Regions from separate parts of the Mus musculus genome. Here region 1 is linked to region 2. The links are chromatin loops, found by intact Hi-C in ENCODE. Cell type or tissue: left cerebral cortex. All regions are shown on one strand.

Evidence for each region. Peaks named below come from ENCODE experiments on the same cell type or tissue, not always from the same donor. Only the 100,000 strongest peaks of a DNase experiment are listed, where the experiment ranks them.
Region 1: a loop joins it to region 2, with 2.4 times the contacts of the local background. A loop is called at or near these places in 14 of 42 quality-filtered maps.

What each region holds. Positions count from the first base shown.
Region 1 is chr5:25,595,178-25,603,177 of GRCm38, reverse strand. No RefSeq gene overlaps it. Among named protein-coding and RNA genes, the nearest start is that of Gm42235, 15 kb to the left of the region's middle. In left cerebral cortex, a CTCF peak has its summit at 846; DNase peaks (open chromatin) are centred at 850 and 3,602.
Region 2 is chr5:25,417,611-25,425,610 of GRCm38, reverse strand. The region is part of intron 2 of Kmt2c (lysine (K)-specific methyltransferase 2C); the gene reads left to right. Among named protein-coding and RNA genes, the nearest start is that of Kmt2c, 77 kb to the left of the region's middle. In left cerebral cortex, CTCF peaks have their summits at 3,758 (motif pointing right) and 4,816 (motif pointing left); DNase peaks (open chromatin) are centred at 2,813 and 4,832.

The sequences.
Region 1 (8,000 bases), 180 kb before region 2:
TCTCTCTACAGGGACATACAAAAACTTTTTTTAAAAAAACACTGGAACAGTGTATCTATACTGAACATGAAAGGACTCCTCATAACACTTTGAAAAAAATGCAAGAGGGTTTCATGTTCAAAGCCTGCCTAGGCTACATGGTGACACCTTGTCTCAAAAGGGGAGTGTGTGTGTGTGTGTGTGTGTGTGTGTGTGTGTGTGTGTGTGTGCGTGCATGAGAGAGAGAGAGAGAGAGAGAGTTGCAGAGAGCTACAATTCAATTTCCACCACCCATGTCATAGCAGGATGTGACTCTCTGTAACTACAGTTCTTCAGGCACCAGGCACAAACATACCTGCAAGTATTCACACATATGCATAAATAAAACTAAAGCTTTGTTTCTGAGGCACACTATGTAGACCATGCTGTCCTCAAACTCACAGTAATCCATCTGTCTCTATTTCCAAAACACTTGAATTAAAGGTGTGCAGGGACCACTCCTGGCTCAAAATCTTTAAAAATATATATTAAAAGTTAATCTTTGTATTCTCATTATTATTGGAATTAATTTTTTTCACATGAAGCCAGGTGCCTAGTGTGCAGGTAACCAAGGGCCTTGTCCGAGGTCATTAGGAGCTTGATGCTACTGTCTGCTAGCTAAAGTATCAACAGCAGCAGGTGACAACACTGACTAGGGGTGACATTTAGCAGTTGATCCTGAAAGGATCAGCCACTTTCTCCCTTTATGAGTTGAAGAAGGGTTATGATGAGGTCTCATCAGGTAGCCCACACTTGCCTAAAATTCACAATTTATTGTATCAACCTCCAGCGTCACTTCTTTTCAGATAGTTGAGTGGCTGTTCGAATTTCTACCAGGAGGGGCAGTGGCTAGCTGATCTGGAGAAACCTGCACCATAATTCTATAAGGAATTTAGCTCCAGAGAGATGGACTGTGAACCCTGAGCTACACAGAAGGTCACAGTTGGGAGGTGGGGGGTGGGAGGGGGCAGTACAGTCTTGGAGCAGGAACAGGCCAGCTTGAGTCCTTGTAATAAGCACCTGAGGACTGACAAAGACCAGTCCTGAGCCACCCAAGCCCCCAGCTTCACAAGCTCTCTGGTCCTGAAGGCATAGCTGCTGTAGTACCACTGAGAGCGAATCGGAAGGGCTTCCTGGAGTGGAAGGTTGAAACTGAGGATTTCTACCATGGTATGTCACAGGAGAGTGACATGAAAAACCACAGCAAGCAAGTGTGGCAGCACATGCCTTTAATCCTAGAACTCAGGAGACGGGCAGGAGGAGCTCTGAGTTCAAGGCCAGCCTGCTCTACATAATGAGTTCCAGTAGAGTTAGATGTACATAGTGAGACCCTCTCTCAGGAACAAAGAGGACACACACACACACACACACACACACACAGAGAGAGAGAGAGAGAGAGGGAGAGAGAGAGAGAGAGAGAGAGAGAGAGAGAGAGAGAGAGAGCAAACAAGTATGTATACAAAGTGTGGTGTTTGTACCAGGGAAAGGCCTCAGGCCGAGAGGTGCCTGCCTCCTGCTTAAGGGGCTCTTTGACGTACAGCAAGCATTATGTCCTGGAACTCCTGATCCTCCTGCCTCTAGTCCTGAGAGCTGGGATTAGAGGTATGGGCCACCATGTCAGGATTATAGGGTGCTGGGGATTGAACCCAGGGACTTAAGCATTCTAGGAAAGGACTCTACTTCTGAGCTTCATCTCTAGCCCATGAGTCACTGCTCTCCTGCAGCTTAGTGTCAGCACCCTGGACAGCAAAGTAAACCTCCCAGAGGCCCACCTGCTAGGATAGCCTGGTGCCTACATATCAGTGCAACTGACATGATTGAAAATCTACATAGATACATGTTCCTTTAGCATCCAGCAGTAAAACTGTAAAACAGGAAATTTCAGTGAGGACATGACGCCATGGTTAAAAGAAAGGAAAGAGAGGGTTTGCTTTGCTAAAGTTCCAGTAAGGCAGTGAGACGGTTCAGCCAGGAAAACTGCTTGCAGCACAAGCCTGGTGACCCAGTCAGTCCCAGGAACACACATGAAGGTAGAAGGAGAGAAGAGACTCCACAAAAATGGCCTCCACCTTCGTCCTGCAAGGATAAATGAACAAACAAAGAAGCACAATGCCTATGGTAGTCTGCACCTTTAATCCCAGACAGTGAAACCCTGTCTCAAAAATAAATAACAAAGTAAGCTCTGATTAGAGCCCCAAGTGGCAGAGCACAACTGTAATCCCAACACTTGAGAGGCGAGGCAGGAGGATCCGGAGTTGGAAGTCTGTCTTCAGAAGCATGGTGAGTTAGTGGCCAGTCTGTGCTATGTGAAACTCTATAGCAAAAACAACAAAAGCAGTGTGGGGATGTAGGTCAGTTGGTATAATACTTACTTAGTATCATAGTAACACTATAAGCCATTAAGAAACTGTTTCCTTCTGGTTAAGAGAGTCAACTCTGTGTCCTGAATAGAGACCTGCATTCCAGTAAAGCAGGTCCTAGCTAAGAGACCACTCTGCGAAGGTAGGTTCACCTGAAGTGTGTTAAGCAGGAAAGCAGGATCATTATCCCTTTAATGAGATGATGTACTTTTCCTTCCCAGAATTCCTCCTGCCCCTGATGCAGTCTCTGTGAGCTGCCTGGGGTTCTGTTGGGTCCTCCCACTTTTTTGAATTCTTATGCTTTTGCTTTTCTTCTGCTTTGTCTTTCAAACGCTGACCAGAGTGTGTTTCTCTGCCTCCCTGGGCTTTCCTGATCTTTCTCACAAACTCCCCTCCTTGCCATGTGGTCGTTTGACCTCTATCTCTCACTTACATAGCATGACTCTCTCTCCCTCTTTTTCTTTCAAATTTTACGATATGAGGATGAATGTTTTGCCTGCATATATGGACGTGTGCTATATTCATGTCTGATGCCTGCAAAGTCCAGAAGCAGGATTAGACCCCTTGGGACTAGAGTCATAGATGGTTGTGGGCTTCCATGTGAGTGCTGGGAAACAAACTTGAGTCCTCTTTATTTAAGAGCAGCCAATGCTCTTAGCCTCTGAGCTATCTTTGTAGCCCTGTCTCTCTCTTTTAAACTCCTACCTAAGAATCTATAATAAAAATTTCGACAAACAAACAAATCTCACCATCCATGGGCTGTAATTGTCATTCTTCTGGAGTGAGAGAGGACCCTAAAGCCCAGGTCTGGTTCACAGAAGCTTTGGTGGCTAGTAATATTCCAGGACCCTGGCTCCTCAAGGAAGGCTTCACTCTCAAAGATACCCCAATATTCTGATGCCACTAGCTTGCAAGAGGACATGGGTTTCATCTCCAGCAGGGCATAAACTGGGCATGTCTACAATCCCAGCACTCAAGATGTTGAGGCAATAGGTCGTTCTTGGCCATGGAGTAAACTGGAAGTCAGCCTGGGCTACATAAGATTTTGACTCAACCAACCATTTTTTTTAAGTTTCTCTAACAGAGGCCACATGCAGCAGTTGAGGAAGAGCATGGTGGGCTCCTTCTGTTGCCACAGCCCACACACCTTGCATCCTGGCAGCCAAGCCCCTCAGACATCCAAACTGGCTAGATGAAGCCATTTTCATGGGGTTCCATAGCCTTGGCAGGCAGCCTTGGTTTTCTTACCAGAGTGCCAAAGACAGAGCATGCTGTCAGAGTGTGATTTTTTTTTAACTTCCAATGTAGAACTGGAGCTCTGAGCCCTGTATATAAATGTTATTTTTTCATAGCCTTAGATGCCAAATCTAAGAGAGAGAGAGAATGGCATATATACACATGAGTATGCTTGCGTGTAGGTATGCAAAATACCAAGTTATAAAATATAAGAACATTTCTGAAATTAAATAGTGATCCCTTAGAGTGATTTTTGTCTACATTTTTCTCTTTGTTTTTAAAATTCAGTTTATAGTTCTATTTCAATGTTAATATTCCTTTTAACAGCCCTAAGTCTAGATGTTCTTAAATATTTGCCTACCTGAACACTGCCACGAGCTCTCAGAAGCTATGGGCATCTGGATTTAGTATCTGTCACTAAGATGCTAATAGTGAGGACCTGCCTTCTCTTCTATGCTCTCATGGGAAGAGGGAAAATGATCTGGTTCAAACCCAAGCTTTCCCACTGAGTGTCTCTGTGTATCAGTGACGCCTAGAATCAGCTGCAGGTGATGAGATGCTCCAAATCAGCCTCCAATCACCCTTCCTAGAAAAGGGAGGCCAAGTCTGGTGGACCACCCAACACTCAGGATGCAGAGGCAGGTGGATTGCTGTGAGTTCCAGGCCAACCTGGCCTATGTAGAGAGTTCCAAGCTAGCCAAAAATATATAGTGGGACTGTGGCTTAACAGAGGGGGAGAGAGAGAGGGAGAGAGGGAGAGGGAGAGGGAGAGGGAGAGGGAGAGGGAGAGGGAGAGGGAGAGGGAGAGGGAGAGGGAGAGGGAGAGGGAGAGGGAGAGAGAGAGAGAGAGAGAGAGAGAGCCTGCACTCGACTGCCTACTGGGTAGTTTGGATTGAGCATAGGAAATGGCGCCATCCACATTCACCTGACAATCTCCACAGACATTCCCCCAAGCCAACCTGACTCCTTAGCAAGACGTCTTTCCGGGTGGCTCTGTGTGTGTCAAGTTGACATTGAGCACTAATCATCAGACATGGCAAGCACTCTATTGACTGAGCCATCTCCTAGACCTGCTGTTGCTGTGCTGTGGGGTCATGAAAAGGAATCACACTAGGTTGCCCTGGGTGTCTGTGAGCTCCTACCCTCGAATGACCCCCCCCCCTCCCTCTACTTGCCTTTCCTGGGGGCCCTACCAGATCACCTATGTGTTATCTCAATATTGTGGTATTTTTCTCTCTAGCTGATGGCACCGACAAACCCACCACAGAGACGAACTGCCTCAGGTGTGGAGGAAGGGCAGCCATATCCTGCCTGAGGAGACTCCAAAGGACCAAACTGTTCCCTAGTAACTCAGCTGTGTCACAGACTGGAGACCCAGGGAAGTGGAGAGAGAAAAGATCAAAAACACTTACTGTAAGCTCTGAGCACCAGGATGAGAAGCACCTGGAAAGAGCCCCGGTTCGGGTTTGTGCTATTGGTGTTAGAGATGTTTATCTACTTATTTGTATGTTATGTACATGGGGGTTGCCTGTGTACTATGCAAATGCAGTGCCAGCAGAGGCCAGAAGAAGGCGGTAGTTCCTCTGGGACTGGAGTTCCAGACAGTTGTGAGTTGCCAAGTGGATGCTAAGAACTGAAGTCCTCTGTGAGAGCAACGAATGTGATGAGCCATCCCTCCGGCTCTGAGTCGCATGTTTTTAATAGTTCCTTTTTGTTGTTTGCTTAGTTTTATTATTATGTTTGTTTGTTTATGTGTTTATTTGTGAGAGTGTGTATGTATATACACACACATGTGTGTGTGCATGGGACATACGTACATCACAGCACATATATGGAAGGCAGACAGCTTTTGGGACTTGATTCTCTCTTTCCATTGTGTGTGCCCCAGGGATTGAACTGCAGCTTTGTTATTGTTGTTGTTGTTGTTTTGTTGTTATCGTTTTGTTTTGTTACAGTACTAGGAATCAAACCTAGGTTGTCATGGATACTAGGCAAGAACTCTACCACAGAGCTACAGCTTCAGCCCTGGATTTTTATTTGTAATGTAGGAATATTCAGCACAAGAAGATAAATATTAGGGCTGGAGCGATGGCTCAGCGGTTAAGAGCACTGGCTGCTCTTCCAGAGGTCCTGAGTTCAAATCCCAGCAACCACATGGTGGCTCACAACCATCCATAATGGGATCTGATGCCTTTTTCTGGTGTGTCTGAAGACAGCATACTCACATTCATAAAATAAATAAATCTAATAAACAATTTTTTAAAAAGAGAAGATAAATATGTAGTATCTAACAACAAGTTACCAATGCTGGGTCAGGGAGTCCCAGCTTGGCAAGACATGAAGAAAGGAGGAACATTTGAGCCCAGAAGTTAAGGCCCAGTTGTGTTGGATGACGTTTTGCTGAAGCAGACACAGGTATAAGAATATTCTGCTAACCCAGCACTCGGGAGGCAGAGGCAGGCGGATTTCTGAGTTTGAGGCCAGCCTGGTCTACAGAGTGAGTTCCAGGACAGCCAGGGCTACACAGAGAAACCCTGTCTGGAAAAACCAAAAAAAAAAAAAAAAAAAAAAAAAGAATGTTCTGCTAAAACAAACATATGAAAGGACACGTGATGAAGGATCCTTCACTAACAACACACATGTTGACATTTCACTGTTGAGTTCCATTTGTCGGGACTCCACCGAGAGAAATACACCTAAAAACTTCTCTAGAGGTTCTTGCGGCTTCTTGCTCTGCTGAGACAGGCACACGTGCTGAGACAGGCACACGTGCTGAGGAAGACACATGATGTTTGGAAGGAGTACAAAAAGGACTCCACGGACGAAGGCTGGGGCTGGGCTTGCCTAGAGAGGTAACTGTTATGTTTCTCGGTTTGGTTTCTCGTCTTCACTGATCTTCGATTCTTCAAGAACTCCTGGTGTTCCTGTTGGTCCCTCCTGCTGACTTGTGCCGAGGCTGAGGCCCAGCTGTTCCTGCTAGGCTGTGTCACCACTGCAGACTGTCCTGACTCTACCAAACTGGACTACTGGTGTATCCGTGAAGTGTTTGCGGGTGGATCGAGCTGTCACTGCGAACCTGTGAACTGAACTGCCGATCTCCAGACAACACAGAGGGATTTGCTCCAAAGAACCTTTCCACTTCCCCTGTATCCTTTCTTTTCCACTACTGCTGGTAGCTGGTGGGCTAGAAGGGAGGTTTAAAGACCATAATTAAAAATAGGTTTTGAAAAAGTTAAAATTAAAACCCTGTCTCCAAAAACCAAAAGAAAAAAATTACACTTTATTCATTTTGCCTATGTGAATGGACATGTATAAACACTCAAGCAAGCATGTGTGTGGAAGCCAAACAACAATTTGGTGGTCCTTTCATTCCCAGTAATAAACTCAGGCTTGGCAACCGGAGCTTTTATGCACTGCGTCCTTGGCTGGCCCTCCACCTTAGGCTCTGAGGCAGGGTCTCTCACTGAGCCTCTACCTCATCCTTGGCACTGTGCTTTTTGACTATGAATTCCCCAGAATGCACCTGTGTGTGTCTTATAACGTTGGGGTTACCATGTGCACTGCCACACTCAGTACTTTTTTAAGATTTGTTTTATTTTTATTTTTGTGCATGTGTGTCTTCATTTTATTGCTGTGAAGAAACACCATGACCCAGACAACTCTTTTTTTTTTTTTAAGATTTATTTATTTATTATGTGTAAGTACACTGTAGCTGTCCTCAGACACTCCAGAAGAGGGAGTCAGATCTCGTTACTGATGGTTGTGAGCCACCATGTGGTTGCTGGGATTTGAACTCCTGACCTTCAGAAGAGCAGTCAGGTGCTCTTACCCACTGAGCCATCTCACCAGCCCCAGACAACTCTTATAAAGGCAAACATTTATTTGGGGCTGGCTTACAGTTTCAGAGGTTCAGTCCATTATCATCATGGTGAGAAACATGGCAGCATCCAGACAGACAATAGCGCTGGAGGACCTGAGAGTTAGGTATCTTCATCTGCAGGTAGCAGAAGAGGATTGTCCTTCATAGTTAGGCCAGGAAGAGGCTCTGATTCCACACTGGGCAGAGCTTCAGCATGGGTCATCTCAAAGCCCACACCCAGAGTGACACACATGATCTTCTGGGATCCTCCCAAGTGCTGGCATCACATCACAAGGCCACAGCTACTCCAATAAGGCCACATCTCCTAATAGTGCCACTTTCTATGGACAACCATTGAAACAAGAATCTATGGGGGCCAGACCTATTCAAACCACTACATTCTACTCCCTGACACCCATAGGCTTGTTCAAACATATGAGTCTATTTGCAGGGAGGGCATACCTAGCCATACCATTATACAAAATGCATTTAGTCCAACTTCAAAAGTCCCCATAGTCTATCACAGC
Region 2 (8,000 bases):
CCATGTGTATGAGTACCTTCAGAGGCTAGAAGAATGGGTTAGATTATCTGAAGCTAGAGTTATATACAGGTGACTGTGAGCCACCTGTTGTGCATGCTGGTAAATAAGGCACTGAGCATCTAACATGGCTATCATATATTATGATATGTTATGGTCTCACTCTCTCTTCCTCCCTTTCCCTCTCCATCCCTGCCCCCCCCCCCATGTTTTCTGTGGGAATGGTTTATTCCATAGCCCAGGCTGGCCTGGGACTTATTACATACCTGACACTGGCCTCAAACTCAAGGCAGTCTTTTTGCTTTAGCTTTCTTTGGCTTGAAATTGTTATGTACAGTGCATGTCTCGATGACTGTTCTGTCACTAAATAATCTTTCACTGTTAAATCATCCACCTATTGATAATTTCAAAGGTTTACCACATAGACCTACAGACAACATATTTTGTTTTAGAATTTTGGTTTTTGGTGTGGCCATATTTTAAACCAATTTGGATAAATATTAAGTAGCATAATTGTTGGATTATATGATTGGAATTGTTTAGTTTTGTAAATACCCCATGTAGTGTCAAGTGTCTGTACCATTTTGCCTTCTCATCAGCAGTATACTGTGGGTATAGGATATAGTTCTTCACTTATTTACTATTAATTTACATGTGTTTTTTCAAAGTAGGTTTGTTCTTAGCACTATATAGTTGGCTCATGTTCTTAATCCATTTGACAACTAGTACATTTATATTAAATATGATGAAAGTGATTCGTCTTTCAATAATTAATTTTATTTTTACACTTAATCTTAGACAAAAGGCCGAGAAGTGATTAATTTTATTTTTAATTATGTGTATGTGTGTCTGTGTCAGTATGTACACAAGACACCAGAGACATCAGATCCCTCTTTTGAGCTGGTGTTATGTTGGTGGTTGTGAGTCACCCAACATTGGTGCTGGTAGCTGAACTTTAGTCGTATGCAAAGATTCTTAAGTCTCTTAACCTTACTCAGCTATCTTTCTAGACCCATAGCAATTCTGGCTGTAACTGATGATGCTGTCCTTTGCCTTTTATGGTTTTGTTTGTTTGTTTATTTTTCTCCACTTTGGGAGGCAAGATCTCTCTTCTCTCAGCCTCCCAATTAGCAGTATTGCATGCTTTGCCATCTTTTACAGCTAGCTCTTTTAATTGAACATTTTATTTTCTCTTAGCATGTCATATAGCCCCCATTGCTGGTTTTCCTATAGACTGTGTATTAATACAAAACTGTGTGCATGTGTCTGTGTGTGCACACATGTGTAATCATGCACACCTATAAGTGTGCTTGTTTGCATATATGATGGCCATGACTACCTGAATGCTAAATAGGACCTGTGGATCCAAATTCCAGTCCTCATGTTTGCCTAATAAACACTTTGTCCACTGAGTCATCTTCCTAATCCCTTCCAAGTTCAGCTTAAACCTTCTATTGTGGTAAAGTTCTTTCCTGCTTTTGTATCAGTGTTGACAATTATTTCACTTGTGAAATACACACATGCAAATACATAATGCAATGAGCAAACCTCTAACTGTAGATTAATCAAGAGTTTTAAAAACATTTACTTACACATTTTGCATTTGAGATACTGTCCCTTTATGTAGTCCTAAATTGCTGAGTGTTCTAAAGATTTTTTGTTGTTGTTGTTGTTGTTGTTTTTTGAGACAGGGTTTCTCTGTGTAGCCCTGGCTGTCCTGGAACTCACTCTGTAGATCAGGCTGGCCTCGAACTCAGAAATCCACCTGCCTCTGCCTCCCAAGTGCTGGGATTAAGTGCGCCACCACTGCCCCGCTCAAGAAGTTTTTACAATTCTGCAAATTAGGCTAGACAGTGGCAACAGTCTTCTCAGTTTATATTTTCTTTCTCACAGCTCGTATTCTTCTTTTTTTTTTTAATTTCAATATTTGGAGGTTATTAAAAATAAAGATATGTTCTTTTCTACCCAGAATCTAGGACCTCTGATTAAGTCAGTCTTTAAAATTCATTACAAAGTAGGATGCTTTCCAGTAATGTACTGTATAGTGTGGTGAGGGAGGGCATGCTTGAACTCTGATGTATTTTATAAGAGGCATTTATAGTCAAATATGCTCTAATGTCTGTGAATTTGTTGAATACATTTGTAGACTTCATTCAGGTTTTATGGTTTAAGCCAGGAAGGCCCAGACTTGTTATATAGTCCAATCTAGCGTTGACTTCCTTAGTTTATGGGTATGTACCACCACACCTGGCGTAAGAATTTTTTTGCTTTTTAAGGAAATTATTTTGTAACTGGTTGAAGTAAAAGTGTTTTATTTCCTTTAACTTAGGTGTTTTCTCTTATTTGATAGTACTTAAAGAATGAGAGTAAAACTTGTATTTTCAGTATTTATTTTAGTTTTTATAGTACAAAAATGATTCCTCAGAAAGCAGTCCCAATAATCTTGTTAACAAAATTCGTGTTAGAGGGTGCCTGCAGTGAAAAAGTGTACAAACAAACCCAGGCTTTGAAGCTCAACTTTGAGACTTGATTCTTTGTCATATGGGAAGATATGTGTTTATAAGGGTGTGTACATATATATGTGGGGTTAGTGTGTGCTCTTGCACAGTAAAGTACACGTGGAAATCTAAAGTCAGTGCCAGTTATCTTCTTCAGCTGCTCTTCATTTCACTTTTTAAGGAATTCCTTAACAATTAATTAGTTTTAGTGCAGCTGAAGACAGTCATTTTTCTGTGTTGAGTGTCTATTCTCTCTAGGAGTCTACTTGTCACTTCCCTCCTGGTTCTGGATGTACAGATGGTGAACCCCTAGCTTTTTTTTGTGGGTACTCGCCATCTGAATCCATGCTGGCATGATGATCACATTGCTGACTGAGCCTCTTGATCCTTATTTTTAAAATGAATATCCTCTGGCAGAGACTGCTCCTTTTTTTAAAAGTGGGGAGTCAGAGATCTGCTAGTCAATTTTCATATCATTGGGCTTCTGCTCTTATTAAGCACACTATCTACTTCTTCCTTTAACCTCATTATACTATGCACATACTAAAATTTATCTTATTTAAATTTTTTTTTAAACAGTGTTTCCTTTATGTAGTGTTGGCTGTCCTGGAATTCACTACATAGGCCATACTGGCCTCAAACTGATAGAGATCCACCTGCCTCTGCCTCTAGAATACTGGGATTAAAGGCATATGCTATTATTGCCCATTATGATTATTTTATTTTTAATTATTATATGTGTTTGTGTTATCTGTGTTTGAGTATGTGGACATGAGTGTATTTGCCATCAGATGACAGAGGCACTGGATCTCCCAGAGTTGGAGTGACAGGTGGTTGGAAGCTTTTGCTTTAACCTCTGACCAATCTCTCCAGTCTCCATGCATGACCCCCTCCCCCCAGCACACTCCCCCCACCCCCATGGTTTTTCCTTTTTTTCTTTTAAAAGATAGGGCCGTAGGCTAGGCTCAAATTCACTCTCCCTCCTGAGTGCTGGGGCAATAAGCATGGCTGGTTTAGTATGGTGCTAAGGATTAAATACAATGCTTTCTGTATGCTAGGCAAATACTATATTAACCAAGCTACATTCCCAGCTTAAATAAGCATACTTCTGTCATGTCAGTTACTGTTCCTGCTACCATTTTCTCTTTCTGAAAGAGATTGATTGATTGATTGATTGATTTTAAAGATTTATTTATTAATTATATGTAAGTACACTGTAGCTGTCTTCAGACAACCCAGAAGAGGGCACCATATCTCACTATGGATGGTTGTGGGCCACCATGTGGTTGCTGGGATTTGAACTCAGGATCTTCAGAAGAGCAGTAAATGCTCTTAACCGCTGAGCCATCTCTCCAGCCCCCTGAGAGAGATTTATGAAGACTAGGTATCTACTTTATTTGTATACAGTATATTGTATGTAGTTATAATCTTGTTATAAATAGTTGGTATAAAGAAATGAAATATGGAGCTAAAGAGATGGCTCACAGTGGTTGAAAGCACTGGCTGCTCTTCTGGAGGTCCTGAGTTCAATTCTTAGCAACTGCATGGTGGCTCACAACCATCTTTAATGAGATCTGATGCCTCTTCTGTGTGTCTGAAGACAGCTACAGTGTATTCATAAACATAAAAATTAAATTATTTTTTAAAAAGAAATGAAGTGTTAACTTCTTAGCACAAAGAAGTCAGGAGTGTTCTTTCTGTTACACCCTAAACTATTTTTAGATAATTTGTGGTCGTACATCAAGAGCCACAGGTACAATTCATTGAGTAGCTGTTTAGTATACATGAGGAAGATAAGCTGTAGGTGAGATGAGCAAGACTATATAGACCATACTGCGTGAATGTGTACAGCCAGAATAGCAACTGTGTACTCATACTTAATAACAACTTCATGTTTACACTTGGATTCATGCATTATATTTTTTGATCTGAAGGATAGCTTTATTTTAGGAGGCATTATCTATTTGATTTTGAAAACAAACCAAAGTTCATTAACTTGTCATGGTCCTATGGTCCATGGCTGAGTTAAAGATGTCTGTCTGTTGTGGATGATTAGATTTTTAAGCCATTGTTGACTTAAACTTTCTCTTGTCTTAAACCTAATTCTTTAGGGTTCATCAAGAGTTGTGGTGGTGTTAAAGGGTTGAAATGATGTATAAGTACATGAAGTTAGAGGTCAGATTTAATTTTCTTTGTATCTCCTAAATGCCATATAACCAGTGATATTTCATGAAGTATAGATACTTAAGTTCTTTTAGAAGCTTCCTTATTGGGAATTAGGTTCTACTGTAGTCTAGTTACATGGCACATGTGCCACCTAGTGGCTAGAAAATTAATTAGGCGCTCCCTCCTCCCCTTTTGGCTATAGAGAATTTTGTGACTAAGTGGAACTGAGTATTTTTATTTAGGCTGGGTTTAAAGTTGGGAAGTGTCTGGCTTCATTTCTGTTGTTGGGATAATACCCCGACTAAGGACAACGTAGGGAAGAAGAGGATTTATTTGACTCACAATTCCAACTTACTGTCTGTTGTTTTAGGATAGTCAAGGCTAGAGCATGAGCTTTGTGTAGACATTGTATCCACAATCAGGAGCAAAGAAAGAGTGTATCCTTGTTTGCTTGCTCACAGCTTTCTTATTTTTTTAGAAATATATTTTTCATTAATGATTTGGCTTACTTGTATTTAAAGATCATTTATTTTTATTTTATGTGAATGCATAGTTTGTCTGCATGTAAGTCTATGTAGCACATACATGCCCCGTGTCCTCAAAAGTCGAAAAAACTCCCTGGAATGGGAGTTATATATTTTTTTAATTTTTTATTAGGTATTTTCCTCATTTACATTTCCAATGCTATCCCAAAAGTCCCCCATACCCACCCCCCCACTCCCCTACCCACCCACTCCCTCTTTTTGGCCCTGGCGTTCCCCTGTACTGGGGCATATAAAGTTTGCAAGTCCAATGAGCCTCTCTTTCCAGTGATGGCCGACTAGGCCATCTTTTGATACATATGCAGCTAGAGTCAAGAGCTCCGGGGAACTGGTTAGTTCATATTGTTGTTCCACCTATAGAGTTGCAGTTCACTTTAGCTCCTTGGGTACTTTCTCTAGCTCCTCCATTGGGGGCCCTGTGATCCATCCAATAGCTGACTGTGAGCATCCACTTCTGTGTTTGCTAGGCCCCAGCATGGGAGTTATAGGTGGTTGCGAGTTGCCATGTTTTGATGCGGTATGCTCTTAACCACCGAACCATCTCTCTAGCACCTCAGCTATTTTTCTTCTCTCTAGGGAATGGTACTTAATACAATGGACAGTTAAATAAGATAATCCCCTACCTATAAGGCCACAGGCCAACCTGGTCTAGATAATTCCTCATCAAGACTTTTTCCAGATGATTATAGGTTGTATCAAATTGATAATTAAAACTAACCGTTGTAGGAGGTGACTGTATCCATCCATGGGCAACAACTGTGTCCATAGGAGGTAATGATTGATATACACAGGGGGTTGATGTCCAGTGGTTTACTCTGTTGATGGCTACATTGGTTTACTTGTTTGCTTGCTGATTTTCACTGTGTAGCTCTGGCTGTCTTGGAACTCCTAATGCAGACCAAGCCGGCCTTCAGCTCAAAGAGATCATGTGCCTTTGCTTCCTAAGTGCTTTGATTAAAGTATGTGTGCCACCATACTTGGTCCCTGGTTTTTTATCTTGTCTTTTTGAGATAGAGTTTCACTATGTAGCTCTTGTTGTCCTGGAACTCAGTTTGTAGAGCAGACTGGCTTAAAGACATGCATCACTAACCTGGCACACCCACACATTGATTTTTGAGACAGGGTCAGTTTAAATCAGACAACCAATTGGCTATGAGCTCCAGGGATCTTCTTATTTCTGCTTCCCAAATGATGGGATTATAGGCTTTTGATGTGGATTCTTGAGATCTGACTTCAAGTTTTAATTCTTGTTTAGCAGGGCTTTACAGGCTGAGACATTGTTCATGTTCTCCCCCCCGCCCCCAGTTTCAGATATGAAAATTCTCCTTTCTGTTTCTTCAGTTTCAGACATGAAAATTGTTAGTTCTGTCTTTTACAAATTGGACTGCATGTAACTGAACATTTAAAACCCTATGAAAAGTAAAAAGTGGCCAATTAAATGAGCTAGTGTCTGGTTTATCCATTATACAAATGCTGGCTGGAATATTTCATAAGTTATCACTGATCTTCACAGTCATTTATCCAGTTGTGCTCTGAATGAGATCACAGGTTTAATCTTTAGTTGATATCATCCCAACTACCATGGCATGTTTCACTTCTTACTGCCAAACTGACAATTTTTGAAGAGTAGGACTAGGAGAAGAATACTGGTCACAGAGTGTGTGGCATCCTGCCTTGAGTGGGGCAGATAGTAAGATCTAACTCACTCTACACAGGAAGAGTGTAAGATAGAAACATTTAGGGGAACCTATTGTTATGGTTTGTGATTGGAGGTTTTGCTTTCTAGGAAGCAGTTAGAAAATTTCTTTTTATTGATTAAAAATAAAAAGTCAAACCAGAAAAATCTAATCAGGAATAAAACCCACGTTTAGCAGTCCTTCATTTTCTTTAGCAAGTCCATGTTAGGATCCTGGATAGAGCCATTGGCCTGGGAAAGAGGACACACAGAGCTAGCCTTGATTGCTAACATTGTTGATTAGAACTGGTTCTGAATCTATTATTATTATTATTATTATTATTATTATTATTATTATTTCTTCTTCTTCTTCTTCTCCTCCTCCTCCTCCTCCTCCTCCTCCTCCTCCTCCTCCCCCTCCCCCTCCCCCTCCCCCTCCCCCTCCCCCTCCCCCTCCCCCTCTTCTTTGGTTTTTTTGAGACAGGGTTTCTCTGTGTAGCCCTGGCTATCCTGGAACTCATTTTGTAGACCAGGCTGGCCTCGAACTCAAAAATCCACCTGCCTCTGCCTCCCAAGTGCTGGGATTAAAGGCGTGTGCCACCCCTGCCCAGCCTGAATCTATTTCTTAAAGATAAGCAAACCTACCCACAGGGTAAATTCTTTCATATTTGCAGCTTCTAAAGCATTGTCCTTGTGCCCATTTTATGTGTACACTCCTCTCAGCTTTACTTCTTCACACCCCGAAGAATATGTGCACTAAGTATATCCCACAGATTGAAGAATTATGTCATTGTTTAGTATTTTGCATATAATACAGATGCAGAGAGTTGCTAAAAGAATGGGATTCTTTTCTCTCTTATTGGGAAAACTGAGGAGAGCAGGCAACATAAAGTAACTTCTGACTTCTAGGTATCTCTCTAAAGTTCTGAGGTTAGTGTTGGCTTTCTAAGTCACTACTTAGGTTCTGGTCGCATCACATATTGATGGCAGCATAAAAAGGACTAGCTGCTTTCTTTTTAATATCTCATTGTTAATGTTTCATGATAAACCATTTAAAAAATTTTAAAGTTTTTTTTTGTTATATCAGTTCCCCATTCTTGATAATAATTTCTGTGTTAGAGT